Linked DNA regions of Homo sapiens: region 1 is linked to region 2. A link is a loop called in an ENCODE intact Hi-C map of the cell type or tissue named here. Cell type or tissue: OCI-LY7. All regions are shown on one strand. Each heading gives the region's core, and the rest is flanking DNA. Links, peaks and the distances in the headings are about the cores only.

Evidence for each region. A loop is a pair of places that touch in the nucleus more often than their neighbours do. Peaks named below come from ENCODE experiments on the same cell type or tissue, not always from the same donor. Only the 100,000 strongest peaks of a DNase experiment are listed, where the experiment ranks them.
Region 1: a loop joins it to region 2, with 4 times the contacts of the local background. A loop is called at or near these places in 5 of 110 quality-filtered maps.

Annotation. Positions count from the first base shown.
Region 1 is chr2:84,883,641-84,894,045 of GRCh38, forward strand. It overlaps LOC105374837 (a long non-coding RNA gene), which reads left to right and starts at 5,330. Exons shown (of 3, transcript XR_940309.3): 1 at 5,330-5,383; 2 at 5,846-5,930. RefSeq lists enhancers at 5,150-5,219, 5,230-5,329. In OCI-LY7, for the core only: no CTCF peak of the experiment used is centred there; DNase peaks (open chromatin) are centred at 5,371 and 5,816; H3K4me3 peaks cover 1,455 bases; H3K27ac peaks cover 1,561 bases.
Region 2 is chr2:84,815,397-84,819,396 of GRCh38, forward strand. DNAH6 (dynein axonemal heavy chain 6) reads left to right here. Exons shown (of 77, transcript NM_001370.2): 76 at 465-687; 77 at 3,909-4,000. Among named protein-coding and RNA genes, the nearest start is that of TRABD2A, 64 kb to the right of the region's middle. RefSeq lists an enhancer at 1,855-1,904 and a silencer at 2,055-2,204. In OCI-LY7, for the core only: no CTCF peak of the experiment used is centred there; DNase peaks (open chromatin) are centred at 1,435 and 2,055; H3K4me3 peaks cover 772 bases; H3K27ac peaks cover 1,888 bases.

The DNA.
Region 1 (10,405 bases), core at 3,596-7,595, 72 kb after region 2:
CCCTCCCATATTAGTCCATTTTGTGCTGCTATAGAAGAATACCACAGACTGGGTCATTTATAAAGAACAGAAATGTATTTCCTTACAGTTCTGGAGGCTGGAAAATCTGAGATCAAGGTGCCTAGCATCTGGCAAGGGCCTCCTTACTGCATCATCCCACTGTGGAAGGTGAGAGCACAAGAGAGTGAGAAAGAGAGAAAAATCGAGATTGAGAGCTAAAGTCATCCTCAAGCCATTCATGAGGTCATGAGGGTAAAGCCCTCCCATGATGTCCCAGCTCCCAACACTGTTGCATTAGGGATTAAGTTTCCAACATATGCTTTTGGAGGACACCTTCAAAGTATAGCATCCGCTTAGGTCCATCTACTCTTAAGTGCTTCTTTTGTGCCCCTAGTAATGACTTTCTGAATTTACACAAACCTGTGAGGCTTGTCCCCTTCATAGCAGTACCTGAGAAAATTATACTGCTGATACCTTTTTGCTCTTTCCCCAAAATCAGATTTACCCTCAAAAATAAAGTTTTCAGAGTATGCAGAGGATTTGCTATGGCTTCAGCAACACTCTGTGCCTTCACCCTGCCTTTTTCTACCTGGCTTGGCTGACCTGCAGTCATCCACAGATTTCCAGAGGTGATCGGGACATCAGAGGTGTGGTGGCAGTTCCCCTTGATTCTGCCTCCTGATATTCACACTTATGTTTCATACCCTGTCCTTTATTGTAACCAGAACCTGAGACTTGCTTCTAACAATGAAATACGGCAAAGGTCATGGGCAGTGCTGTGATTACTTGTACATGACTACATAAACATGTACTGCTAGTCTTGCTAAAGTCTCTCTCTCCATTGCTATCTTTCCCAGCCTCCAGAACTGTAAGGAAATGCATTCTGTTACTTATAAATGACCCAGTCTGTGCTATTCTTCTATAGCAGCACAAAATGGACTAATATGGGAGAGTTGCCAAGAATATCAACCATACATGAAAGGGGAAAGAGAAAGGACTAGGGGAAGGTTCAGAAGCAGTGAAAATCTCTCTCTCCATTGCTAAGCAAGTTGCCATGAGACCTACAGAATTCATGAAGACATGAATTCTGCCAACAACCTAAGAGAGCTCAGGAGCAGATCCCTCTCCAGTTGAGCCTCCAATGAAAATCCAGTCCTAGCCAACAACACCCTGACTGTAGCCTTGTGAGACCCTAAGCAGAGGACTCAATTAAGCTCTGTCTACACTCCTGATCCAAAGCAACTGGGAAAATAAATGTGTGCTGTTTTAAGCCACCAGGTTTGTGGTAATTTGTTGCAGCAGCAATAGATAACTAATACACCAGGGGAAGTGGGATGCTAAGCACATTCCCAGGAGTTCCAGCATGGTGCTCGGCCAGCAGGCTGTGTCCGTCCTCAAGGTGAGCAGTTGAAGACCTAAGTTGATGGAGGTGTGGAAACACCTACTCCCTCCACTGCCAGGTGTGCAGGCTCCGTGCATTCTTGGAAAGGGGCTGAATGTTGCCACACTCCCTCGCCCACCCAGTGTTGGCACAAGAATTTCTAAGTAGGAAAGAGTGGCAAGTATGCCAAAGCTGCATTTGCTTTGCAGCACACTGCTTGTACCAGATTGTGAAAAAGAGAAAACATCCCTGGACAGCTGGGAACTGGTCTGGTTTTATCAGTCAGGCCTTGGTGTTGCTACAAGCTGGCCTGGCACTCACAGCTAAGCCATGGTGTTCTCCTGTTGAACATAAACAACTTCACAGAGCATCAACATCAGACAAGGCCACTCTGTGATGAATGAAGATGAAAGCAAAACCCCTCCATAATCACATCTCAACACAGACAAAACATGAACATTGGCCAAGTCACAAGAAAGGGTGTCCAGTCATCCGCCTCTTCTGACTAAGGAGTGATGGCTGCTCCTTTACCAAGGCCAGTTTTCACCTCCATTCATTTCTCCCACCTCATAGATGAGATACGTTAAGATTCTATTTGGGGATAAATTAAGATCCCCCAAAATTCATACATTAATCCCCTAACCCCTAGTGCTTCAGAATGTGACTGTATTTGAAGATAAAGTCTTTAAATCGATGATTAAGTTAAAATTAGGCTGTAAGGATGGGCCCTAATCCAATCTGACTGGTGTCCTTATAAAAAGAGGAAATTTGTGCCAAGTATGGTGGCTCATACCTGTAATCATAGCACTCTGGGAGGCCAAGGCAGAAAGATGGCTTGAGCCCAGGAGTTCGAGATCAGCTTGGGCAACAAAGGGAGACACTGTCTCTACAAAAAAAAAAAAAAAAAAAATTAGCCTGGCATGGTAGTGCATGAATGAGGTCCCAGCTACTCAGGAGGCTGAGGCTGGAGGATCCCTTGTGCCTGGGAGATCAAGACTGGAGTGAACCATGGTCTCCACTGTACTTCAGCCTGTGCAGCAGAGTGAGGCCCTGTCTCAAAAAAAAAAGAAGAGAACAGCACGGACTGCATACACAGAGGGGCAACCATGTGAGTAACACAGAAAGAAGGCAGTCATCTGCAAGCCAAGGAGCGAGGCCTCGGAGAAGAGACCTGCCAACACTTTGATCTCAGACTTGCAGCATCCAGAACTGTAAGAAAATAAACTTCTGGGCTGGGCACGGTGGCTCACACCTGTAATCCCAGCACTTTAGGAGCCCAAGGCAGGCAGATCACCTGAGGTCAGGAGTTGGAGACCAGCCTGGCCAAAATGGTGAAACCCCGTCTCTACTAAAAATACAAAAATTAGCCAGGTGTGGTGGCATGCACCTGTAATCTCAGCTACTCAGGAGGCTGAGGCAGGAGAATCACTTGAACCCAGCAGGCAGAGGTTATAGTGAGCCGAGATTGCACCACTGCACTCCAGCCTGGGCAACAGAGCAAGGCTCTGTCTCAAAAAAAGAAAAGAAATGTCTGTGTTTAAGCCACCCAGTCTGGGGTATTTTTTATGGCATCCCAAGCTGACTAATACTTGATAGCACCCAACCCAGAGCAAAGCCCCACTTCCTTGAACTCTCCCCCAAATCACCTGACAAGTCCAAATCCTATAACAAGCCCTCCTAACACCTTCTTCCTGATATGCCCTACAATTCCCCAAAATATGAGAAAATTTGGACACACAAAAGACACACATCAAGAGAATTCTCCCTCATCGCAAAGAGCAATAAATCCAACTAATGCAATTTCAAGTGTGTCCCTGGTGGTCTATGGCTGAAGGGCATTGATCATTGTATGTCTACTTAGAGTGACGTTGGCCAGCCCCCATGCCATCCTTGTGCTTCCACTGGTCTCCTGCCCCTCCCCGCCCTGCATATGTGTCACATGGTGACACTATGCTAGGTGAATGCTCACTTGCTCCTAGAAGCCGGGTGCAATGCTGGTGCCTGTACAAAGGAGTCCTGACAGAAAGAGCTTCATAATATGTCGAGATGAACTGGGGCCTCCCAGGAGGGCACAGGAAAAACAATGGGTGGTCACTGTTCAGCTAGCTTCAGGTTTTTGCCTCGCTATTTGGGAGACACCAGCAGAAGGAAAGAGCTGAATTGCTGGACATTGGAAGAAAAAGGGTTTTTTTTACCAGAGAGGGGCAGAAGGGTGAAGAAGCTAGAGGCAAGGAGACTGGAGACACCCATTAAGGGGAAAGACAGCAGAGATGTTGACAAGGGGGTTTTGTGATGGCTTACTGTTGAAAATTTTCAAGAAATTTCCAGTGATATTTAAATTACACACCATTCCTTTAGAGGTGGGTTTTAGATCTCTGACAGTTGGCATAAGGTTTCACTGTGGGCACAGAGAAGAGAGAAGGCCTTCCACAGGGGGCCCAGCAACACACGAGTGACAATGAGCTAAACATTTAGTTTTCACTATGAGTAAACAAGTAAACAAAACTAGGAATTTTTTCTAAAAGTGGCCTGAATGATCGGTGAGTTCTTACAAGGCAGGGGAGTGATTGTTCTATAAAACCTTTAAAAGCTCTAACTTGCAGCCAGGCACGGTGGCTCACGCCTGTAATCCCAGCACTTTGGGAGGCCGAGGTGGGTGGATCACCTGAGGTCAGGAGTTTGAGACAAGCCTGGCCAACATGGTGAAACCACATCTCTACTAAAAATACAAAAATTAGCCGGGCATATTGGCTCATGCCGGGTAGTCCCAGCTACCCGGGAGGCTGAGGCGGGAGAATTGCTTGAACCCAGGAGGCAGAGGTTGTGGTAAGCCAAGATCATGCCATTGCACTCCAGCCTGGGTGATGGAGTGAGACTCTGTCCCAAAAAAAAAAAAGCTCTAACTTGCTATCCAATGCATACCCTGCATCTTTTCTAGAAACTGCTTCATTCATTTATGCAACACCCTTATCGAATACCTGAACAGTTCAGTGCCAAGTGAGGGTTTATACAGATGACTGTGGCTGGGTGCAGTGGCTCCCGCCTATAATTCCAATGCTTTGGGAGGCCGAGGCGGGCAGATCCCCTGAGGTCAGTAGTTCGAGACCAGCCTGGCCAACATGGTGAAACCCCGTCTCCACTAAAATTACAAAAATTGGCAGGGCGTGGTGGCATATGCCTGCAGTCCCAGCTACTCAGGAGGCTGAGGCAGGAGAATCGCTTGAACCCAGGAGGCAGAGGTTTCAGTGAGCCGAGATCACGCCACTGTACTCCAGCCTGGGCAACAGAGTGAGACTCTATCTCAAAAAAAAAAAAAAAAAAAAGTGACTGTGACAGGCATGACTCCTGGCCCCACGGAGCTTTCTATCAAGAGCTGTTATTGCTGGTTGCACATTAGAATCATCTGGAGAGCTTTTACAATGACCAAAACCTGGGCCTCACCCTGATTAACTAACTCAGCATTTCTGGGGGGGTGTGGCCCCAGCATCAGCATCCTTAAAGCTGCCCTGGCATTTCTAATATGCAGCCAAGATTGAGAGACAGAAATTTCACAAAAAGGAAATTACAGGATGGTAGTGTGGGTGGTGTGATGAGGGTCCATGACAGCCCATGACCCCACCGTCATTCTAGGGAGAGTTTCTACAGGAATGTCAACTAAACAGAAACCTCAGATCTGAGTAAGAGTTAACCAGAAAGCAGCATTCCAGTGAGAAAGAACAGCAGAGACAAAGGCCTTGAGGCATGAGAGAGAGTTGGCTGTGTTCATGGAATTCAGTCTTGTTGCACATAGATCAAGGCAGGTAAGGGTAAGCCAGAGAGATAGCAGGAGCTGGAAGTGAAGGGCCCCAGAGCTGAGATGAGGAGTTTGGCCCATATCTTGAAGACGTGGCAGAGCCATCAAAGTGTTTTAAGCAGGGGAATTGTGTAATCATACATACACTTTAGAGAGATCACTCAGACAGCAGCACGGAAGGGAAGCTGGAGAAAGTGAAAGCAGAAGTGGTAAGACAGTGAGGGGACATGAGAGGGACCTGCACCAGGCTCTGGCAGGGGTCAAAGAGAAGTGCTATCATAAAAGTAAAATCCACCGCACTTGGAGGTTAATTGGATGTAGGCAAGAGGGAGAACAAGAAACTTCCCGGAATTAGCACCCAGAAAGGGCCTCTAGACCACACCCTCTGGCCTCAACTCCACAGCCACAGTGCTGGTGGTGATGGAGGGTGAATACTCATAAGACCCCCAGTTTCATCAGCGTTTCAGTGGTCCTTCAGGCAACAAGAGAAGCAGGGGGAAAGGGAGTCTATCTCTCACTTCCTCCAAGATTAGGAACATCAGCTTCTTCTAGATCCCCCAGACTCTTTTACCCCAGCCTCCCCCTGAAGTCTCTTGAACTCCCACTGTCCTCTAGTCTTGCCTGCCTTTAGTAGAGTATCACCATCTCACGCAGTTTCCTTTTGTCCTGAGCACTGTGAAAAGGACTTGGGCCCCGGAAGCAGACAGAACTGGAGTCACATCTTGTCTGTGCCACTTACTAGCTGTGTGATCTTAGGTAAGTCACATAACATCTCTGAACTTTATCTTCTTCATCTGCAAAATGGGAATCAGAATATTTGTCTTGCAGGGATGTTGTAAAGACAATAACTAATGTAATATATAAAGAGCCAAGCAGAATATATGAAAACTGACAAAACATAATACACATAATGTAGAAAGCTCCTAATTTTTAAAAAAGAGAAAGAAAAAGGGTTATCAGGCTATTTGGGAAATCGGCAGAGATCATAAAAAGACAAAAAAAAAAAAGAGAGAGAGGAGTAAGAGGAGAAAGAAAAGGAGGGAAAGAAGAAAATGAGAGAGGGAAAGGAGAAATATAATAGTGCATGAAGAAATGAAAAAATACTCACTAGCTAATGAAATAAAAGCAAATTAATGTGGGAGATGGATAACGATGATAGCCTGACAATGTGAATGTACTTAATAGCACTGAACTGAACACTTAAAAATGATTAAAATGGTAAATTTTATGTTATGTATATTTTACCACAATTTTTTTAAATAAAATAATGTTTAAAAGCAAATTAAAACAGGTACATTTCCACCTCTCAAACTGGCAAAAATAGAAGCATGGCAATATGCAATAGGAAAGTAAAAGCATTTTGTTTTGTTTCAGTTTTATTTTGTTGTTGTTGTTGTTGTTGTTTGAGATCAAGTCTCACTCTGTTGCCCAGACTGGAGTTCAGTGGCGCGATCTCGGCTCACTGCAACCTCCCCCTCCCAGGTTCAAGTGATCTTGTGCCTCAGCCTCCAGGGTAGCTGGGACTACAGGCATGAGCCAATATGCCCGGCTAATTTTTGTATTTTTAGTAGAGATGTGGTTTCACCATGTTGGCCAGGCTTGTCTCAAACTCCTGACCTCAGGTGATCCACCCACCTCGGCCTCCCAAAGTGCTGGGATTACAGGCGTGAGCCACCGCACCCAGCTGTGAAAGCTTTTTGTAAGGCAGTTAGCACCTAGAAATTCCAGGAAAGGAATCTGTTCTTGGGAAATATTGACTCAATACACACGCGCATACAGACCGCAGTTAGGGAATCAGTGAGCTGGTCACTGAAACATTAAAACAATGAAACAATCCTTAGAATTTGAAAGTTACAAATGCGGTAGATCTGCAGACTCTAGAATGAGAAGACAGCAAATTAATGACTTATCTGGGGAGGGAGTGAGATGGGTGTGGGGTGGGGGAGGGAAGGAAAGAGGGTCTTTCTGCTTCTACTCTGTACGCTTCTGTATTTCTGATTTTTTTTTTTTTTTTTTTAAATAACAAGTACAAGCCAGGCACAGTGGCTTACGCCTGTAATCCCAGCTCTTTGGGAGGCCGAGGTGGGCAGATCACCTGAGGTCAGGACTTGGAGACCAGGCTGGCCAATATGGCAAAACCCCGTCTCTACTAAAAATACAAAAATTAGCCAGACATGGTTTCAGGCGCCTGTAATCCCAGCTACTCGGAAGGCTAGTCAGGAGAATCGCTGGAACCCAGGAGGCAGAGGCTGCAGTGAGCCGAGATCTCGCCACTGCACTCCAGCCGGGGCCACAGAGCAAGACTCTGCCATCTCAAAAATACATACATACATATGTACATACATACATACATAAAATAACAAGCACATCTTTGATAATCTCTTAAATTTTAATGATTTTTTTAAAACTGGCTACTTCTTGAGCATGTATTATGTGGCCACTCCAATTGAGAGTGTGCCTTATACTTCAAAACATAACAATCTACTGATTCTTCCTAATGCCTGAAGAACTTCCCACAGCGTGGCTTGTTTGCCATTTTTCATGATCATAAATAATGCTGCAGGGAATAGGGCAGTGAAGAAAATGAATGTTGCAGAAAACCTCAGGATTACCATTCTTGTTAGTCCAACTCGTTCATTAGTAACAGTGGCCTCAAGAGCTGAGCCCCCATGCCTGGCCAGTCTTTCCAAGAGATGCAACATGCTAACAGCAACCCCTGCCCTGATCTGGCTGGCTGACTGCCGTGACCTCCACTTGGCCCCCGAGGCCCCATCAGCTATCGGAATACTGTCCTGGCATCTGGCAACTGGTCATTTTATGACCTGGGTAAAGGAAGTGTGGGGTGTTCTTTCCTTCTTCCTTCTTTCTTGCCAGAGATCTGTTGTTTCCTGGGTAGGAAGTTCCTTTTGCCACATGAATGGCGATCAATACGGGGCCTGGCCTCACAGACTAATCTTAGTGGCCTTAGCTGAGGAAGACTGTCTGCCCAGGTCCCCTCCCCCTGCAGACCATAGGGCGCCGTGGCCATGGGAGCGTCAAAGATCTGCTTTCCTTCTTGTGATGGCCCCTGTAGAACTTCCTCATGGGCCAGAATCCCGGCTTAAAAGGGAGCCTCTCTCCAAAAGTGCATGAACACGCTTATTCCAAGGAAAGGTCTTTCTCTACTAAGAAAAATACGCTTTACAGCCTCCCAGAAATGAGGACAGCAATAATATTATTTTTTCCAGTTGGTGCTTGTATACATATATATACCGTTTTATTAAAATACGTTTTGGGCTTGAGACTTTATAGTTTTCATAAAATAACTGCCATGAACACGCCAGTCACCCAGTATCTCCACATAACAGGAGCCACCCTGTGTGCAGCCCTTGATCAGGGAAGCTTAGCACAGGGAGGTTAAGTTACTTGGCCAAGGTTGTACATCTAGTAGGTGTTGGATTCAAACTCACAAAGTCTACCTTTAGAGTCCAAACTTTCACCCATTTCCCTGTACTGCCACCTCTCACTACCAGCTAGCATTTTCTTTAAGAAGGAGATGTATTACATATATGAGGAAGAAGATATATATATTACTATATCCTCTTTTATATATAATATATATTATATTATATATATAAATATATATATAATTATATATAGATATATATAATTATATATAGATATATATATTCTATATTCTATATATATATAATATATAATATATAAATTATATATAGAATATATATTATATATAATATATTATATATATTATATATAATATATATATTATATATATTATATATAATATATATATTATATATATTATATATAATTTATATATATTATATATAGAATATATATTATATATAGAATATAGAATATATATAATATATATAGAATACAGAATATATATAGAATATAGAATATATATAGAATATATATTCATATATAGAATATATACATATATAGAATATATATTCATATATATGAATATATATTCTATATAGAATTTGAAATATATTCTACATAGAATATATATAATATATTAATATAATATATAGACAGTATATAATATAATATACAGACAGTATATAATATACAGACAGTATATAATATATAATATTATATATAATATTATATATAATATTATATAATATATTATATTATATATATTATATAATATATTATATTATATATAATATATGTAATATTATATATTATATTATACATAATATATTATATATAATATATTATATATAATATTATATATATTATATATAATATATATAATAATAATATTATAATATATAATATATAATAGTACAGTATATATTATATATATAATTCTATATATAATATATAGAATTCTATCTATTTATAATATATATAGAATTCTATATATAATATATAATATACAGAATTCTATATATATTATATATAGAAGTCTATATATTATATATTATATATTATATTCTATATATATTATAAATATATAGAATTCTATATATTTTATATTTATATTCTATGTTTAAATATAGAATATATAGATATATATAGATTTTATATATAGAACTCTATATAGATTATATATAGAACTCTATATATAGATATTATATATAGATATAAATACATATAGGATTCTATATATAATATCTATATATAAAATCTATATATAGAGCTCTATATATAATCTATATAGAGCTCTATATATAAAATCTATATAGAGTTCTATATATAATATATAGCAAGTTCTATATATAATATATATACAGTTCTATATATATTATATAGAGAGAGCATTCTCTATATATAATATATATAGAGTTCTATATAGAGAGCTCTATATATATTATATAGAGAGTGCTCTCTCTATATAATATATATATTATAATATTATATATATTATATATATTATATATTATATTATATATAATATATATAATATAATATATAATATATATAATAAATATAATATAATATATATTATATATATTATATATAATATATATAATATATATTATATATAATATATAATATATATTATATATATATTATATATATTATATATATTATAATATTATATATATTATATATAATATATAATAATATAATATAAATATTATAATATAAGAAGAAGACAAAAGAGTACAATGAACCCATATATAAATATCACCCAGCTTTTGAAGGATATAGTAACAGCTCCAGGACTAGAATTCCGTGGAACACAGTTTGGGAATCACCGTCCTAGGTCA
Region 2 (4,000 bases), core at 1-4,000:
GCACCGGTGGAGACATCCAATCACATCACAGGAATCTGATGGGCAGGGTCTCTCCCTCTCCCTCTTTCTTATTTAATACAAACATTTAAAAGTAAGCATAATTTTTAAAAAAGAGAGAAAGAACAAAAAGGAATTGTCCATGGGCACTCTGCAAATATTATTGCAGATATATAATCTGTCTTCTAGGAGGGCATCCAAATCCTTGAAAAACCTTGCTAAGAATAACAGACGATGATCTCAGTACTCCTCCACCTCCCATGAAAAGGGGAAAAGTCATCACATTATTATTACATTTTTTTGCCTCTCAGAGCCTCAGGATTGACCTCTCTAAAATGTGAATAATAACAGCAATGTATAGAGTGTTTTTTAGAATTACCTGGTGAGGATGTGGGACATAGGAAGTGGCTCACACCTGCTGATCCCTTTTCCCCCATCTCACTTTGAGACTTGTGGGTATCTTTCAGTTGCCCTCTCCTGAGGATGGTGTTCTTGTTCATGGGATGTTCATGGATGCTTCTCGATGGGATGATAAGGAGATGGTGATAGAAGATGCATTGCCCGGACAGATGAATCCAGTGCTGCCTGTGGTGCATTTTGAACCACAACAAAACTATAAGCCAAGCCCAACACTTTACCACTGCCCACTTTATAAAACAGGAGCCCGGGCAGGAACACTCTCAACCACAGGTGAGGATGTTCTTAAGATTAGTTCAAATAATGACCAAATGCAATCTTCAATCAAAGTCCAAACACTAAGCTGTGATTGGCTCAAGATCTCCCTTGGGCCAATAAACTAGACTTAAAATGAAGCCACCTATAACATACAAAATTCGTAAATGTAATTATAAATTCTATTTGTTCTGAGTATAGATTAATATTATAGAATTAATTCTTGCTTCTATTAGAATCCAAGGAGTAGAAAATAGAGTTTAACAAGTAGAGACTTCCACTTTCAAAATGGCGGCCTGAATAGACACGAAAATCTCTTTTTTCTCACTAAATCCATTTTTACTCATCATAAAAGAAATTTTAAAATAAATGAATAGGCCGGGAAAGGTGGCTCACCCCTTTAATCCCAGCACTTTGGGAGACCGAAGCAGATGAATCACCTGAGGTCAGGAGTTCAAGACTAGCCTGACCAACATAGTGAAACCCTGTCTCTACTAAATACAAAAAATTAGCCAGGCATGGTGGCGGGTGCCAGTATTCCCAACTACTTGGGAGGCTGAGGCAGGAGAATCACTTGAACCTGGGAGGCGGAGGTTGCAGTGAGCCAACATTGGGCCACTGCACTCCAGCCTAGGTAACAAGAGCGAAAACTCCATCATAAATAAGTAAATAAACAAATGAATAAATGGACAGCCCTGATGCAAAACTCTGAGTGCATCTGAAACTGAGATACAGCCCTGAAAAAAGAAACCAGACAGAAAGAAAGCCACCTCAACAGATACACCAAGGGACAGCTGAAGAATGAGAAGAGAGAATGAACTGGGAAAATCGCCTTGAATACAGCACAGTGAGAGGGGAAAGAAGTGACCCTGTGGAAGGAGCCAGAAATTGCAACATTTTTCTTGTTTTCTAGGTAACCTGAAAGGAGAAAATAAAGAATGGAGGAGAGAGAATGTTTGAAAAAATAATGGCTGGTAATTTCCCAAAACTAAAGAAACACTTGAATCATTAGATTGTGAGGTCTCACAAAGTGGAAGGAATGATTTTTAGCAACCTACAAGTAATCAAATCTTCAAAGAAACCTAGATATACCAAAGTGATACTTAAGACTGTCAGAGACCAAAAAAAAAAAATGCTCAAAATAACCAAAGAGAAGAGACAATGTATAATATATGCTGGAACTGAAATCCCAGAGAATGAGAATCAGATTGATATCAGTCAACTCCCATTATCCACCGTGCATATAAAAAGATAATGGAGAATCACCTTCAAAGGGTTGAGGGAAAATACCTTTGAACCAGAATTCAAAACACAACCAAACCATCTTTCAAAAGGGAAGTGAATAAAGACAGTTTTGAACATACAGAGGCGCTAAATTAATCATCACTGACCTTCTATTTTGAAAACAATCCAGCTGTCTAGCCAGGTGTGGTATCATGTGTCTGTAGTCCCAGCTACTCAGGAGGCTAAGGTGGGAGGATCACTTGAGCCCAAGAGTTCAACACCAGCCTGGGCAACATAGTGAAACCCCCATCTCAATTAAAAAAAAAAAATCCAACTGTCTTTGTTTGTGTTTGTGTTGCTATAAAGGAATACCTGAGGCTGAGTAACTTTAAAGAAAAGTTTATTTGGCTCATGGTTCTGCAGGCTGGTGCCAGCATCTGCTTCTGGTGAGAGCCTCAGGATGCTTCCACTCATAGCAGAAGACAAAAGGGAGCTGGTGTTTAGAGGTCCCATGGCAAGAGAGGAAGTAGGCAAGATGGGAGGGAGGCGCCAGACTCTTTAACAAGCAGCTCTCGCAAGAACTAATAAAGTGACAGCTCACCCCCCATTCCAAGGAGTATTAATCTACTCATCAGGGATCTGACCCCCATCAGCCAAACACCTTCCATTAAGCCCCATCTCCAACATTGGGGATCAAATTTCAACATGAGATTTGGAGGGATCAAACATCCAAACTATAGAAGCCTGGCATAAAGAATTCTTACAAATCAGTAAGGAGAGGGGACCAACAAACTAACATTATCTGAAACTGTGACAGAAACCCCATCTTGTACAAGGATCAAAAGAAACTCTTTTTCAGCTATTTAAAAGAGGGGTAGTCCTATGTAGTAGTCATCAATGGCCACTAATATCCCAAAAAAGAAAGACAATCAGACATAATGTGCTTCCTGATAGAAGTACCTACTACCTAAGAATTATTCTTGCCATAAAACTCAAACCTGCCAGCCTGGGCAAGATGACGAGACCCCGTCTCTACAAAAAATACAAAAATTAGCAAGGTGTGGTGCACACGCCTGTAGTCCCAGCCGCTTGGGAGACTGAGGCAGGAGGATCGCTTGAGTCCAGTTCAAGTCTGCAGTTAGCCATAATCAAACCACTGCACTCCAGCCTGGGCAAAAGAATGAGACCCTATCTCAAAAAAAAAAAAAAAAAAAAAAAAAAAAAGGGAAAAAAAACCTCAAACCTGAATGTAGTCACGCCTCTAGATCTAACCACCCCTTACAGGAAGAGAGGAATATATTTAAAATCACCACAGCAGTGCTGTCATAAAATCCAGATTCTGGGAAACTTAACAGGACAAACAGTCTGGTTGTTTCAACAAATATATTACAAGGGGGCGGCAAAAGAAGCAGAGGGAAACCTACCAATTGAAAGATTTAAGAGACACATCACTGTTGCAAGATATGAAACTCATTTGAATCCTGGTTATTAAGAAATTATTAGGCTGGGTGCAGTGGCTCATGCCTGTAATCCCAGCACTTTGGGAGGCCAAGGCAAGCGGATCATTTGAGGCCAAGAGTTTGAGACCAGCCTAGCCAACTGGTGAAACCCCGCCTCTACTAAAAATACAAAAATTAGCCAGGCATGGTGGTACGCACCTATAGTCCCAGCTACTCAAGAGGCTGAGGTAGGAGAATCACTTGAACCCAGGAGGGCAGAGGTTGCAGCAAGCTGAGATCACGCCACTACACTTCCAGCCTGGGTGATAGAGTGAGACCCTGTCTCGAAAAAAAAAATTCTATGAAGTCTAAGCTGGACAAGTCCTAAAGAATTATTTGTTCTAAAATCTTCATTTTATAGAGCATAAAACAGACCCATAAAGGACTATTTGTCCAGCATCTTTAGGGGCAAGTCAGGCCTGGAACCCAGATGTCTTGACTCTTTGTAGCCTCTCTCTTTGTATGAGGAAGTTATTCTCTTAAGTAACAACCTTTTTTTCCTATATCCTTAATTAGGACATTCAACCAATTTTGTGGTAACCGTCCTGTTACCCTCCAAGCGGTCCAAAGACTACTGGATTGCCAAGGGATCAGCTTTGCTCTGCCAG